Regions from separate parts of the Mus musculus genome. Here region 1 is linked to region 2. Evidence: chromatin loops called from intact Hi-C (ENCODE). Cell type or tissue: heart. All regions are shown on one strand.

What was found. Peaks named below come from ENCODE experiments on the same cell type or tissue, not always from the same donor. Only the 100,000 strongest peaks of a DNase experiment are listed, where the experiment ranks them.
Region 1: a loop joins it to region 2, with 2.0 times the contacts of the local background. A loop is called at or near these places in 8 of 42 quality-filtered maps.

Annotation. Positions count from the first base shown.
Region 1 is chr12:104,764,249-104,772,248 of GRCm38, forward strand. It overlaps Clmn (calmin), which reads right to left. Exons shown (of 14, transcript NM_053155.2): 14 at 1-7,715. The coding sequence ends at 7,544. Among named protein-coding and RNA genes, the nearest start is that of Dicer1, 16 kb to the left of the region's middle. In heart, CTCF peaks have their summits at 3,120 (motif pointing right) and 7,865 (motif pointing right); DNase peaks (open chromatin) are centred at 1,063 and 1,693; H3K27me3 peaks cover 420 bases.
Region 2 is chr12:104,820,090-104,828,089 of GRCm38, forward strand. All of the region lies in intron 1 of Clmn (calmin), which reads right to left. Among named protein-coding and RNA genes, the nearest start is that of Clmn, 41 kb to the right of the region's middle. In heart, no CTCF peak of the experiment used is centred here; a DNase peak (open chromatin) is centred at 4,712; H3K27ac peaks cover 2,335 bases; H3K27me3 peaks cover 61 bases.

The DNA of each region.
Region 1 (8,000 bases), 56 kb before region 2:
TTGGGAACTCCCCAAATTTCCTTTAAATAAAACACGCTTCAACCCTCATGCGGCGTTTAAGAACACAGGCATTTTATGGCTGTCCTTTCCACGCAGCCTTGGAATCTGTTCCTATTGACTTTTGAGGTCACTGAAACAAGTAAGGGTTTCCTATCTTTTCTCCCTTCCTTTTTAAAAAATAACAATGCAAAATTCATGACTTTTAAACTTAAAAAAAAATGGATCCCTGTGATTATAACTTCATCCAAGGGAGTTGTGGTCTTCTACCCGTTTTAATGATTTGGAAGGTTTCACAGACAACCTGGGTTTGGCACTCAGCATTCACAGGGTGGCTCAAAACCATCCGTAACTCCAGTTCCGGGGGTTCCAGCACCCTATTCTACATTCCAAGGGCACTGCACACACAATACAAATATGTGCACGCAGGCAAAACATTCGCACACACTAAAACCAAAGTCCTTTTTTACAGTTTATTTTTGTGGGTTGTTTTTCCTTTCCTTTGTTTTTGGGTCTTGGTTTTTTGTTTTTGTTTTGTTTTGTTAAGTTTTTTAAGACATGGTTTCTCTGTGTAGTCTTGGCTGTCCTGAAACTCACTCTGTAGACCAGGCTGGCCTCGAACTCAGAAATCTGCCTGCCTCTGCCTCCTGAGTGCTGGGACTAAAGGCGTGCGCCGCCGCCACCACCGCCCAGTTTGTTTTGTTTTGAGATAGGATTTCACTTCTTAATCCTGGCTGGCAACCTTCCTGCTCTAGATTCCTCAGAGCTAGCATTATGGGTGTGCATCACCAGGGCTGGCGTTGAACACGTTTTCCACTGTGTTCTTTTAAACCCATCCCTTTCTCTAGGTCTGTGTTTGAAGGAGAAAGCCTGAATTCTTTCTCTGAGAAACATAAGTTGGAGGTGGAGACTGGGGAGAGCAGCCGGGGACAGGACTCAGTATTGACTGAAGCTACCGAGGGGTGTGTGTTCAATTTTGGATGTGAGATTTTACTGCTACAAGCTAAAGGCCAACCATGGGCATCATGTGCTCCCCAGGGACTTAAGCGGTTATGACACAGGTTGGGTCAAAGCATAGAAACTTGGCAGGAAGACAGTGGGGTGGGGATAGGGTACCAGGGTAAGGAAGGGCTGGCTCCGAGAATCCCACCCACAACTCCCAAATGGACTGGTGCCCCAGAATCAGAGTCTCCTCAGGGTATTGCCTTGTTTTTCTAAGCAGTAAAGTTAATCACGAAAAGTCAGAGTTAGCTGGCTCTAGGCTGTGACCACCTTATCTTTCTGTCCAGTGGTTTTTTTTGATCTTTCCTGAAGGGAAACACTTTCCTGGACTGTTGGCAGGGCCAAGTGAGTTTACAAGTATACAATGGCTTAACACTTCCTCTTGTAAAAGTTGCTAGATTTAAGACTGGGCAGCTGACGCTAAGTCTGGTAGTGTGGGGCTAGAGAGAAGCTGGCAGAAGCCATGGTCAAGTGAACGTCATCGGGGAAGGAGGCACAGTGCTCTGGGGTGATGGGTAAGGGAAACCTCCATAGCAATTTTCAGCCAATAAGAAAAAGACACCAACAGTCTCTACTCGACCTAGATCCCAGATGTGCTCATGAGAACAGCTGCCTCACCAGGACAAAAGGCTAGAAGACTTGGCCGCTACTCAGCTGCAGTCCCTGGATGCTGCATCTGCTTCATCAAGAGTCCAGACAGGAAAGCCAGTGGAGATTCCCAAGGGCAGCGTCTCCATGCAAGACGGAGAGGGAGGCCAGACCTCAGACTACACTGAACCCTCTGGAGTTTGAGGAAAAGATGAACTCACACGAAGGAGCGGACATCACCAAGCCAATGACATCCACAGAAGGCAACAGTTCTCACCATGGAAGCCAGGTTCATGATGTTCTTCCAAGGAATCCTATCCACTCGTTGGCTGACTTCTGGCGAGATGTGCACCAGAGGTGTTCAGAGGCCTCACTGAGGGTGGCTGGAGTTTTATACAAACTTTAATTGGGAAGGAATAGCCATCCCCAAATCACTGGCAAGATAGGTACTGAGTCTTTCCTTTTTTTTTTTTTAACATCTTACTGAATTGTCTGGACTGGTACTGCAGCTGAAGACTCATGGTCCTCCACACCTTCTCTAAAGATGGTGCTGGACCTCTGGACCTTCACATGGCCCCCAATGCCACCAAACAGACTAGGACTTAGAGAGTCCTTGGCTTCTAGGTGCATGGCTTACAGCGCAGGTGGGCTGCTGGATTTGAGCTGAGCCCAGCTGTGGAGAAACACAGCCTGGGTTAGAGAGTCTGTTGAAGCACATTCCTCCTCCAAAGTCACACCTGACCAGTAGTCCCCTGGTCCTGTCACCAACAGCTAGGAAAAGCCACAGCTTTTAGGAGGAAATTCTACCCAAACTCCAGACATCAGCTGGTAGAGAACCTTGTCTGCTGTCTGGCAAATGCTAGTGTGGATAAGCTGTTCCCTACATGAGAGTCAGGGCTGGGGTGTGGGTTCAGCAGGGCTAAAATCCATGTGACCACACAGACCACATCTGGCGAGGATTTGGGAGATCTACGTGTTCTGTGGGAGAAGCTGGAAACACTTGAAAGGAGGGAGAAAGGCGAACACCTTGAGCCGTGACCTGTGAACGCAGCGTTCTTGTGCCACCCGATGCTCCCAGGGCCCTTCATGTCTCAGAGCTTCAGCAGATTCATTCAAGACAGGTTCACAGTGAAGTCAGTGGGGTCACGAGCCACCTAACCCACCAGCCAGAAAACCCAAAGGCATTTATGGGTCAAGATGGCACACAAAAGCCAAGCACCGGGGTAACCTCGTACTTGGGAAGATGGGGAAAGAGGATCAAGAGTTCAAGGCCAGCCTGGACTATTTAGTAAGACCACACTCCTCCAACCCCTCCCCCCCAAAACAATGAAACTGAAAAGTAATAAAGCTAAACAGAGGATGGGGTACAGAGCATCTGTGCTTGCCTACTTCCCCTGTCGGAAGAAGTGCAAAGGAAGAGAAAGTTCCAGAGCCACGGACTGGAAAAGATAAGCCAAAGGCCACAGGCACCACCCATTCAAAGCTGAAGAAGACCACTGAGAAAGAGGCAGGGAAGGGTCCTCCCTACCATGTGCCTGCAGGGGGCAGCAATGAGGAGCTGCCCAGCTTGGCACCCAAGATGAGCTTGTGGGTTGGGATGGTGACTGCAAGGTGAGATACAGCGCTGATTCTTGGGCCTCCTGCCCTCTCATTGCAGCCAGATGACTGTCTTGCCTCCTATTCATAGAGGACTCGCAGGGCACAGCCCAGGGACAGAAGCAAGGCAGGAGCAGCTTCAAGTGGTTACACAGTGATTCCTGAGACTGCCTGCTTCAAGGCCAGAACACAGAACTCAGGGGTATCTGGGTCCCATCCTATGGTTTGTGCTTGACACTAAGGCACCTGGCCAAGGGAGCATGTGGGGGTTAAAACCCATGCTTTGTCTTACCTGAGGGCTGTGTCTGCTCAGAGATAGAGAAAACAGCTGTCCTCTGCCAACTAAACCAAATATGGATGGTGGGTGGCTTCTGCCCAGAGGGGGACCACTACTAGTATTGCACAAGTGTACTACATGGGCTAACAGCCCTGTGTGTATCCCTCTTTTCCAGGCAGAGGAGTGGCAGGAAGCTCTGTAAGGAAATGGAATAAGCCCCAGAAGAAACATTTAACTACTGACATGGCAGCCTCTCAGAGCTAAGCCAGCTCACTGGGCGACACTGGACAGAACCTTACCAGATGGTTGTCAGAACATCCTGCCAGCTCCTGGGTGTATCGCCCTGAAACATGAGTAGATGCAGGTATCTGTGCACAATGTGAGAGACAGCGACCCAGCTCAACCGAGAAAAATGGACCTTAGAGGACCCAAAGGCACATCTGAGGGCAGACAATGTCCCCCCTCCCCCCAAACAGCTGCGTCAGCCACAAAGAAGACTCACACTCCTGAACCAAGAACAGGAGGCTACACAACAAAACTCAGAGAACAAGGAAGAAGTCTTAGAAGCTAAAAATAAAACATTCTTGGAAAGAGAAGATGGAGCAAATCCCCTCAGAAGCAGATACAGACAGAGGTGAGGGATTTAAGAGACAAAAAAACGTTAGAAGACAAGCCAGGGAGGCCCCATACTGGGGCAGCCAGGGGCTCAGAAAGAAAGAAATTGTAAGAGGATTTAAGGAGTTTCCCATGAGGACCCAGAATAGGTGCCACAGCAAAGGACAGGACACACTCAGGTCAGGCCACCAAGAGAAAGGAGACTGGGGATGTCAACCAGGGAAGGGAGAGTCCTTGTCTTGTACAAAGGCATGGGGCAGAAACGGCATCGGAATCTTAAGTCTGCCACTGGAAAGCAGCAGCAAGGGCTATGTTGCCACCTGCGGAGCTACACCCAGCCACACAGTAGGGCAGGAGACAGACATGTTAAGTCATGGAACAAAACAAAACAAAACAAAACAAAACAAAACTAAAGCTTTTTATTTCTCACATTCCATTTCTCGAAAAGTTGGTGAAAAACAGACAGAGGGGGGGGGGACACAGAAGGAAGAGGAAGAGAGGACACAGAAGGAAGAGGAAGAGAGGACACAGAAGGGAATAGTAGGAGAAACAGCTGAAAGGTAGACAAAAGGGACTATGACCACAAATGAGCCTCAGGGGCAGCTGCCCTTGTTTCAAACCTACAGCACTTTCTTATTTAATAGATGCTAACTAAGCAAGGCTGGAGACGTGATTCAGTAGTTAAGCGCACATGATGCTCTTGCACTGGACCCTGATTCAGTTCTTCATACCCACAGAGGGGATCTGATGCCTTCTTAGGGCCTCCATGGGTACCTGCATTCATGCGCGCGCGCGCGCACACACACACACACATTCACTCACTCTTTAAAAATAAATTTTTTAAAAGATGTCGAGTGACCAACAGCTTGCCAGCAGCTTTCCATAAGTGGTCTCTTCTACATGCCCCTACACTCAAGTGAGATTATTTTTCCCTTTCAACTAGCAACTTCCTGCCAGTTTGAGCCGAATGATGCTTGGGCATCTTGCCTGTAGTAGTTTTAAAGGCTGTTCTAAGCCACAGGAGGCGAGAGAAGCAGTATGCGCAGACTTCGGACCAAGGTCTAGACCCATAAAATAAACGATTCACATCTGGGCCAGCTCCTCTTTGGTACCTCATCTGGGCAAGGACCCTGCAGTGTGCGAGGTCATAAAACATCACACATAAAACCTTTATCATCTGTACTTTTGAACTTCCAATGGGACCAGGGAGCTCATTAAGTCGTTCACTTTCTTTGGAGCTTTGGGCCTTTAACCTGGAAGTGTTCCAAGCCCCCAACCTCTCTCCTCTTAGAAAGCTTCAATTCTTTTTTGGGGGGAGGGGGAGGCAGACGCCAATCAAAATGGCTGAGAAGCCAAGTTTTTAACTGTCCTGACTCAATGTGCTATGTAAATTGTCTGAGTCGTTGGTTTGCTTAAGGAGAATGACTCCTGGGTGAAGAGCAGCGTTCATGTCAGATGCAAGATGTGATGCCTCATTCCCATTGTATCCATGGAAACACACCTCTGGAAGTGACTCTGAGGGTCTTTCCAGAAAGAGGCAAGGCTTGCCCTGAATGTGGGCAGCACCATCCCCTGGACTGGGGGTCCCAACCTGAACTAACACACACTCTTTCCCCCCTTCCCCTTCCTCTGCCTCCCGATACAACATGACTAGCCCCCTCACATTCCTGCTGCCACGATGCCCGCTGTATGATGGATCGCATCCTGGAGCTGTGAGCCCCTAGACCCTCTCCTTTCTTCTTAAGTTGTTTTCTCAGTTGCTTTGTCACAGCAACAAGAGTAGTAACCAACACATAAGCCTTTACAGCCGTCAAGAACATTCTAGAAGGAGCCCAGGCTAAGCTTGGAGGTTAATAAAAGGTCTAAAAAGGACGGCTGTGTTTGAGTGAGGACATTTGTGTACCTGGCTGGACGTTTTCTACAAAGAAAAAGCAATAGTTCCAGACTCGGGGGCCAAGTGGCCTGGGGGCTAGTGACCAGTCTGTGATAGGCTGTGTGACCTTGGCCAGCCTGTTCTGCCTCTCTGAGTTCAGAGATGCTCCCTGAGGCCCATTCTGGACTAACGGTTTGTGGTTTTATAAGGGCTGCCTAGTGTGTTTTTTTTGGGGGGGGGGTTCGAGACAGGGTTTCTCTGTGTAGCCCTGACTGTCCTGGAACTCACTTTATAGACCAGGCTGGCCTCGAACTCAGAAATCTGCCTGTCTCTGCCTCCTGGGTGCTGGGATTAAAGGCGTGCGTCACCACGCCCTGCTAGTGTGTGCTTTTTGAGAGGGATAGCAAGGGCAAGAAGAAGCTGGAGCTTTGCCAGACTTGAGCCTTCGCAAAGTGGACAGGGGACACTGGGGTAGGTAGGGGCCGAGGAAGACAGGAGGGTGAGAAAAGAAACCTTTCTCTTCCTGCAACCTGCCTGCCCCAGCCTATACCCTGGTCCTTTCCAGAAAGCCTTTGCAAGATCTCTGTTTGGTTGACCGCAAAGGATGCTGGTGCCAAGGTACGAATGCCTCCTGAGCCCAGAAACCTGCAGAAACCCTCCCAGCGCCACCATTTGTGGGAGCTTATTTTGGCTGGGCCACTTCCAGCCCCCTGGGGCAACCTCATGCAGCCCCTCAAAAAAGACAGGTTCCATACAGAAGACTCAGCAGAGGAAGGGAGAGTCAGGGCTACCCCAGTCAGCCAGAGCCTTGCTTTGCATGCAAATCTAGACTGGCTTTCATCTGATAGGAGGTCCTACTGATGGGCAGGTTTTAAAACTAGAGCCGTACCTCAATTCAATCAATAAAAAGGCGAATTAAAAACGCAACCCTCCAAGAACACCAAGGTGAAAGACGAATGGGTTGTAGCTCACAACAAACCTGGCAGAAACACCCTCTTCTTTGGAGTCTGCCAATGGCCGGGTGTAATTTCCAGTGAACGGGCAGGTATGTGCTGTTTAAGTCCCCAGCAATGGATGACCAGGCTGGGGCAGGTTATCGCTCAAACACTCACACTTGAAGGCAAACAGGGTACCGTTCTTCCTACCACAGACTCCGCTCTTTCTCAGAGTTGGGCAGGCCCTCCCCTGAGATAAAAGGAAGTAACTCAAGCTCCTCCAGGACCTTAGGAACCTGCATGTGCACATGTTAAGACCCAGGTTTGGGGTACACATTAGTAAGGACTCGCATCTGACCAAACAAGGCACATAAGGAGGAATCGCGTCCACAGATCCAGCCTCAAACCTGAGCTGGGAGCACACAGTCTGGAAAGAAAGCATGCTCTCGGGGGGGGGGGGGGGCTGGGAGGGGGGCTTAGAGAATCAGAGGACATGTGAGCAAAGACTGAACCGGACAGCAACAGGGGGTGTGGGGCCTGTGCTCCCTCTGCCGTCTTCCATCTCTGCACAGGTGGCTCAACCCTGAACAGACAGTAAGATGCGGTAGAAAGACTCCGCCCTGGCCAGGGTCCTGTCTTTTTATTCTCCAGACACATGTTTCAGAGCCGGCTGACATCAAGCTGTGGGAAGAGCAGTAAGCAGTAAACGAGGAGCCAGAGGAAGAGAATGAAATATATCACGTCGGGCTGCTGTACAAACTGCGTCAGAGAGTCGTTGGGCGGGCTCTGGTTCCCCAGGGGCACAGCTTCTCCAGAGGAGTTGGTGCCAGTCCTGCAGAAGGAAAGAAAGGGACAGGATGGTTATTGGTGGGGTCCCTATGATTGGAAGACCATCCTGAACCTCAACCCCACAACCCATCCGCAGATAAAGGCTCCCATAATACATCAGGGAGGTCCCCATTTGTGTGTGTGTGTTCCAGGAGAGGGAGCTCCATCACCACTCCCTAACAGAAGGAGCCATGCCAACCATTTCACAAATGACCACAGTGACAGTCATTGGGCAGCAGTTGTCAAAGGCCACACAATTACTTCATGATAGAGCTGAGCCAGGTCTCCT
Region 2 (8,000 bases):
ATAAGATGATTCAGTAGTCCAGCCACAGGCAACAGGCTGTCAGGAATGGTGTCTCTCCTTTTAAGTCCTTACAACAACTATATTCTGCCCACAATGTCAGCAGCTTCAGCAAATACTGAGCTGAAAGCTGGATACAAATGATGACGAATCCTGGACAGCCCAGGGTCGGGGAGCCACCCAGATCACCCTCTTACATCAGCTAGCTAGTCTCCAGCCTTGGAAGCAAAGAACGAAAGAAAGAAGGAAGGAAGGAGATCTCTCATTCGCAGGACTCGTAAATCCTGGATATTGCCTGGGGCCTCAAGAAACAGGGGGCTAAGCCAGCAACTCTGGACCATGATGCAGGGTTTGTATGGGAATAAGCAGGTGGGGCGGGTGGAATAGCAAGGACAGGCACCAGGAGAGGTGGCAGGGACCGAGAGACCTTGAAAAGGCATTAGAGGCTAGTCCTCAGAGACGGCACAGGAAGTCTGTTCAAGGGACCCCGGGAAACCAAACGCCCCCCCCTGACCTCCAGATTGCTGAGTGTTCCTTGCTGTTTGCCATGTGGTGAGGTTTGTGCATTTGGTATGCACAGTGAGCTGATCTCCTGTCAGGAAAGGAGGCGAAGGCCACAGCCGATGGCATCTTGGTTTTCAGGGGATGAGAATAAAACACTTCCGCCATCTTGCATTTGGAAAAGCTTTACAACTGCATTTGACGGCTATTTTGTGGATGGAATCTCATTATTCCACTGGGAAATGACTCTTGTCTCAGAGCCAGTAAAATATATAGAGTAAAACGGGACTTGACTTCTACTCGAGGAGGCTTTTCACTGTTTTTTAAAAGAAACAGTGTGTGTGTGTGTATGTATATATGTATGTATACATGTGCGTGCATTGGTATGCATGCATATGTGTTTGCGTGTACACATGTTTGAGCACTGGTGCACATGAATATGTGTATGTGTGTATACCTGTGTGTGCATTGGTGGGCATGCATATGTGTATATGTGTATTCATGTTTGAGCATTGGTGCACATGTATATGTGTATGCGTGTATATATGTGTATGCATTGGTGCACATGCGTATGTGCACATGTGTGGCAGCCAGGGTTCAACATCAGGTGTTGTACCTTGTTTTTTGGGGTTTGGGTGTTGTTGTTGTTTAAGACAGGTCTCTCACTTTCTACCTGGGACTTGACAATATGGCCAGGCTGGCCAGTGAGGACCCGGGGATCCCATCTCTCTCTATCTCAACGCAGGGATGACAAACGCACACTACCATACCTGTCGAGTTTTTTTTTTGGTTTTTTTTTGGGTTTTCTTTTTTTTTTGTAAAATGTGGGTTCTGATAGATTGAATTTGGGTTTTCACGCTGACAATATCAAGGCCTTTGCCCCCTGAGCCAGCCCAGTCTCTGCACTCTTTAAAACACATTTGCTCCAAGCTTCTTTGGTTTGGAATACCTTCATTTTCATAAACAGAACACATCTATGATAAAGAGGACCTTGAATGTAAACTTCAAATCCTCTAAGAGCCTCGGGTACGGAACCCAGAACACGTGTTTAAGTTGTGTGTACTGTGAAGGCATGTGTGGAACATGTGTTTTCAGCACGCCATGTGCATATGCATTTCTGAGATGTATGTTATGATCTCCACATCACATAGGAAGAACCTGAGACTGGGACCTGCAAGGGAACTTAGTGCCCAGGCCCACACAGGGAAAAACTCCATTCAAAAGGTCTTGAACAGATTCCCAGTTGTTGGAGGGATTGGTGTCACCCAGAGGATCTTGGGCTTTTCCTGGCTGACAGTCAGTCTCTCTGTCTCTGTCTCTGTCTCTCCCTCTCTTTCTCTCTCCCTCTCTCCACTTCTCAGCTCTTAGTTTCATTAGGAGCAGCTGGGTGTCTTTTGAGACACATTCTTCTGTTTATTGCAGATTGGGGGGGGGGAGGTCCCAATCTCAGGGCCAAAGCTGTCCCCATGCTGGGAAGAGCTGTCTGCCCTTGGCCCCTGCAGAGGAGAAGGATTAGCAAGGCAAAGCCCAACTTGATTGAAAAATAACTTCCCTCCAGCCTGTTCTCTGGCCTCATTTCTCCTCCTTCAAGCCCTAGGCAACGATGGCCATGAGACCTAAGACCTGTGGACTCAGGGTGGTCCTTCTTTCTCCGAGAGACCGGAAATTACCGAAGGAACTCCAGGGGTGCTGAGCAGGCCATCTGACGTGGCAGCGGCCACTAATTAATGTTTTTTAAAGTTTAACAAGCAAATCAGGCAGGTGTGAGAAAGGGGTCAAAAGAGCGGGCATTCTGGAACAGGGTGGCCCAGCTGCCACCCCTGGCTGGCTCTGTGATGGTTGGCAGGTTGCTTCCCCTCTGGGTCCTGGCAGTGCTAATGATAGCCCCGGAACATCAGGGAATAGTCAGAGGGACAGAGAATGAGAGCTGGTGCCTGCAAATGGCTCAGAATAGGCACACAGCTGAATATGGAGAGTGACTGGCCCAGCCCTGGGCCTAGCCATTGCCTGTGTAGCCACCATCCAACCAAAGGCCATCCCTTCAACCTATCTGGGTGGTGAAGAAGTGGGTATTTCTTGAAGAGAAGCTGGGCCTCCACCCTGGCTAATCTTAGTCACATCCAATGACAAGTTCTTGCTTTGGGTGGCTGATCACACATAGGGCGACTGGCCATTCCAGAAAGATCAACTATATGCACAAGGATGGAGGCTTTGTGTCATAGTCTTGGTGGGTCTGGAGTGACAGTCAGTCTGTCAAGCAAGCCTTAGAGGCAATGCCCTGATAACCTCCAGTGACCCTTCCCTGCTCCCTACTCTGCTGTCACATGTCGATGGCAGAAGTACAGTATACCTGCCTCATAGGAAGAGACAAGGCAGACCTCTGTTGGGCTCCTCCCTGTGTCTGTTCCATGACGTCACTTTGGCTCGATGGAACTTTCTCCCTTCCCTGTGAGGAATCAGGGCAGTGAGGTGGAACTTTCAGTCCTTCTAAAAGCATTTGTTAGCTGAGGCTGATGCCAGGAACCTCTCTGTCGGGTCAGAAATGAGGGTGGTGTGTGGAGATTGCTCTGAACCAGGACAATCTGGTTAACTCTAGCCCAATCCCGGACACAAACTTCCCCAGGGAGCACACCTACAGAAACCACAACCACTAGGATCGGAGAGAAGAAAGGAGCTAAGGATGGGACTCTCCGCTGCCCTGAGTGACAGATGGGACCTAGTGGGTGCCTGGGTACCACATCTGAAAAATGAAAGCCACAATGCTCACTTCTTCAGGCTGGGACCTACCCAAGACTCACCACTAGGGAGCAAGAGTACACACAATTTAACTCCATGGCCTGGGCACCCTGCATAATCCTTGTGACATCTACAGGCTGAGGTCAGCTTGGAGGTGACAATTCTCCCTACGGAAATGTCATGTCATGTATTTCACCCACCACCATGACAAGGATGGACAGGATGCTCACTGGCAGGTGGGAAACTGAGGGCAGTCTCACCTCGTCTCGTCCTGTTACATCCGAGAATGACCTGGCTGACAGTTAATACAGCTACCCAGGCCCAGGCATGTGCAAGACCCAAAGCCACACTATGAGACGAGCCTGGGACTCTGCATGGTGACATCATACGGTAGACTCAGTCTCATAAGAGGGCCTGAAAACCCCCTTCCCAGCACCACCGTCAGCTAAGCCTTGGGCAGGAGCTTTTGTGCCCATCCAGGTGATGGGTGACTGTCACAACTGTCCTCTCCTTCTCAGTGAAACACATGGGTACGCTGGACAGATCTAGCACGGTGACTCACGGTCGCCTGAAGACTGAGCAGTGCCCAGCACACACTAGGTAGCTATCACAGTAGGCGGAGACATGTTCATCAAAAACAAGTTTGCCTCCAGTGTCACAGATGCATCATGGGTAACTTCAGCATAGCGCACATTAGGGACTGGTTAAAGCACATTTCTGTCTGTAAGAAGCCTCTAGGAGATCCAGCTAACTCCTGACTCTGTTCTGTTAGGATGAGGTTCAGACTCAGTTTCAGGTGCATTTCCTGTTCAGACCAGTGGTGCTCCTGAAAGCCTGCTGCTCTGGCTTTAGGTATTCCTACACATTTCGTCGTTGCCCGTGAGCTTCGTTTCAGTGTTGATGCCTTTCCTCTTCCATTAATTCTCACCATGTAAATTTAAATCAGCTAGTAATACATTAAAAATAAAACATTGGGTGTGTTGAGAAAGCTGCACTTGGGGCTGGCTGCAGCTGAGTGAGGATTAACACACACACACACACACACACACACACACACGCGCGCGCACACAAGCACCCACGCACACACGCTACCTCAAACACCCACCAGCCCCCTTGGTGTTCACTGTGTACTATAAGCCACACGCGTCCATATCTTGAGATGAACAAATCTAGATACCGAAGCTTCAGATGGAAGGAACTGTGTGTGGAAACAGGGTCTTGAACAAGGTGGTTAAAGGGTTAAAGACAGAAAAGCCTGCAGGTGGCTTGAAGCCAATGTGACTAGTGACCTAAGATGGGGCACATGGTCACAGACAGATGTCAGATCATACAGGACACCTATGTAGAGAGGAGGCGAGGACACAGCCAACCGGAAGAAAAAAGAGAGGCCCTCAGCAGACCCTGACACCATCAGACTTATCTCAGACTTTCAGCCTCCAGGGCTGAGAGCCTGCCATGCCCATTTCTAGTGCAGAGGTCCCCTGGCTCTGTGCCACACCCTTCCAGGCGCACAGCCAAAGCTCTTTTATGGCTGAGTGTCATGTTTATCTTAGTATTTATAGATTCCTTAACCACTTAGCAGGTGTAAAACTAGGTAGTTCTTTTTTTTTTTCTTTTTTTTTTTAATTAAAGAATTGTACCACTGTCGGAAGGGGCTGGTCCCACAGATCCAAAACTATAGGATCTCCATGACACGGGGCAGGCAGCAAGAGAGTATCTGAGAGGAGTCCCAGTGAGGTTCCAGAATTGATAGTGAAGCAGAAGCCAGAGGCCTCGCTCCAGACCCAGGAGTCATTGCAATGAAGATTTGCAAACGAAGAAGAGTGGACAAAGGGGTGTTCTGTGGGACACACTGTGCCACAACGAGATTTTTTTTCTTTTGCTCTGTTGGGGGCTTTGCAAGGGTGGAGGGTGGGTATGAGGAGAAGGGAGACGATTGGAGTGAAATTCACAAAGATCCATCAAAAAAAGTTAAAAGAGAAAAAAACAGACTCACACCACTGAAGACATTTCTGAGTGTTCTGCCCCAGCCGTCCTTCCCCAACTCTCATTTCCTCTCTGTGGTGACTTTTAGAAGCAAATGTCACAGCAGAAGTGGGGGTCCTTTGTTAAGTGTGTCATCAGGCCAATTCCTTGAATACTAGCTCTTTTAACCCTACAAGGCATTATGACCCTGGCCTCTCTTTACACAAAAGTCTTACCTATGGACGCACAGCCCCAGGTGGGCAGGACAGAGACTAGAGAGGCGTTCTGTATGTGTATGTGCCCATGTGTGCACATCTGTACACATGTGTATAGAGGCCAGAGGTCGGTGTCCTGTGTCATCTCCAGTCGCTTTCTACCTTACACTTCTGGGGTTCCCACGAACTTACCCACTCAGCTGGACTGGCTAGCCACTGAGCCCCAGGAAATGGGCACGGCATAGGGATGTATGTCCCACCACCCATAAAGCCAGGATTACAGGGATGCAATGTTTGTTTTTAATTAACATGAGTTTTAGGGGATCAAACTCAGGTCTTTAAGCACTTTCCTGATTGAGTCTTCTCCCTAGTCTTGAGCAGTATTAGAAATAGAAATAGAAATAGAAATAGAAATAGAAATAGAAATAGAAATAGAAATAGAAATAGAAATAGATAGATAGATAGATAGATAGATAGTGTGGGTGTGTGTGCGCCTGTGTTTATGTGTACTACCTGTGGGGGCCAGAAGAGGGCATAAAATCCCACAAAGCTAGAGTTAAGGAGGTTGGAAGCTGCCTGATATGGGTGCTGGGATTCAAGCTTGGCACCTCTGCACGAGCAGAAAGTGCTCTCAGACACGGAGCCACCTCCCCAGCGCCTTCAGCAGTACTCTTAATCATTAGGATATACAGCGGCTATACAGGGGGTTAGCAGATACAGTCAGCGCATGGGCCACGGGCCATGTATGCTCCACAACAGCTATGAATGCAGCCCAACACAAATTTATAAATGTGTTTAAAAGATTGAGGTTGGCTTTGCTATTGTTTTTTGTTGTTGTTTTGTTTTGTTTTGTTTTGTTTTGTTTTTACAACTCAAACCACACAGCTTAAGTATGAACGTTGAAGATGGCAATGTCACTTGGAACATCAAAAAGTTTTGGGCATACCCTGCTAAAGGAAATGATACCCCTTTATTTTTGCTCCCCATGGCTAGCCTCCAACCAAGACCCCAAGAACCCATTTGGACCCAGTCAGGAAGAGCATCAGAGAGCTGCTCTCCACAGTAAACCCAGCTTTAGTCTCAGGAGCCCACAGCTGGCCAGGGCTTATGAAGGCTTCGTGGGGCCCAGGGATCCTGTTCTGTTAGCAACAAAGACAGAGGAAGCGAAGGCACCAAGCCAGCTTTGGCAGCTCAACATAAAGACAGTGCTAAACACCATGCAGATTCACTCCCAGCACCTCTGCTAGGACTGTGGCACATGGTGTCCCTGTTGGGGAATGAGCCTGCTGGGACAGCCCTCCAGCTCCCGGCCAGACCCAGCAGGGACTCCTTGTCTACCTCCTTCTCTCTAAGATCCACTCATCATAGAAGGATACAAGCATAGAAATGACCAGAAGGAACCCCAGGACTCCTGCCTGGCAGGAGGCTCCTCAATTACTCCCTTAAAAACCAAGCTGAGCAACATGGGCCGTGCTAGGCAGGGAAATCAACAGATGGGGGAGGGGTGTCACTGGGCGCAAAAGGAATCAGACACATGAGCCTCTGGTGCTCCCTGGGGATCAGTTGGGGCAGGGGTTTAAAGCCTAGAGGGGGTCCACAGGTCTTAAGGACAAAGAAGCCTCCTTAAAGACTGTGTCATCTCCAGAGAGCAGAAAGTGTGTCGCTCGGTACATTCTAAGTCCTAAGTGTAGAGCTCGGTACCTTCTCCATCCTCCATTAGCTCATATTCCTTGTAGGTATGGAGAAGGAGGGACAGACACATCCAGGGTGGGGCCATTCTGGTGAGAGAGCCTTGCATGCCACCCAGTGGATTCTTTGGATCGCAAACAACACAGGGCTACTGCATAGATGCGATCAAGTCCACACTGAGATGAAGTTACTGTAGAATTTGGGGAGTCACAGAAAGTTAAAGCTAGAATAACCAGATGACCCACGCATGCTCCATCCATCCAAGTCAAACATCACCCAGGCGCCTGCTCAAAAGAGGGATCTTCAATACTGCTTGGTTCCTGCTCCCATTTGCTCCTGTATGAAGAACGGATTTGGGGCTGGTGATGTGGCTTAGCGGTAGAGCACTTGTCTAGCATTTACAAGGCCCTGTGTTCCATCCCAGGTACAGAAAACCACCACCACCACCACCACCACCACCACCACCACCACCACCACCACCACCACCACGAACAGACTTCAAGTGTTCTCCGAGAGGTGAAGGACACAGCCTGAGAAAGACAGTTTGTTCTTTGACACGGACCCAGCAGGTGCCATGGGAAACACTGTGTTCAGAGAATAATTATCTGCTCAAGTGTTCATAATATTTTAACAAGACCTCATTAATTCAAATTAGTCTTCTCTTTCAAATAGCTTGCAGAACTTAAAGGGGGGCAGTGAGGAGAGGAACTGGGCAGCTGGCCAAACTCTCCCATCAGCTCTGTCTCTATCTTTAACGGCGATGGCGTGTTCACAGTCCCTTCCTTGGGGGTCTCCTCTTTGCTCCCTGCCTGAGGACAAGGCTGCCCAAGCTACCCAGGCTGCGGCGTGCCTTATGGTACACTGTGGCCCCACATTCTAGGCCACACACTAGTTCTG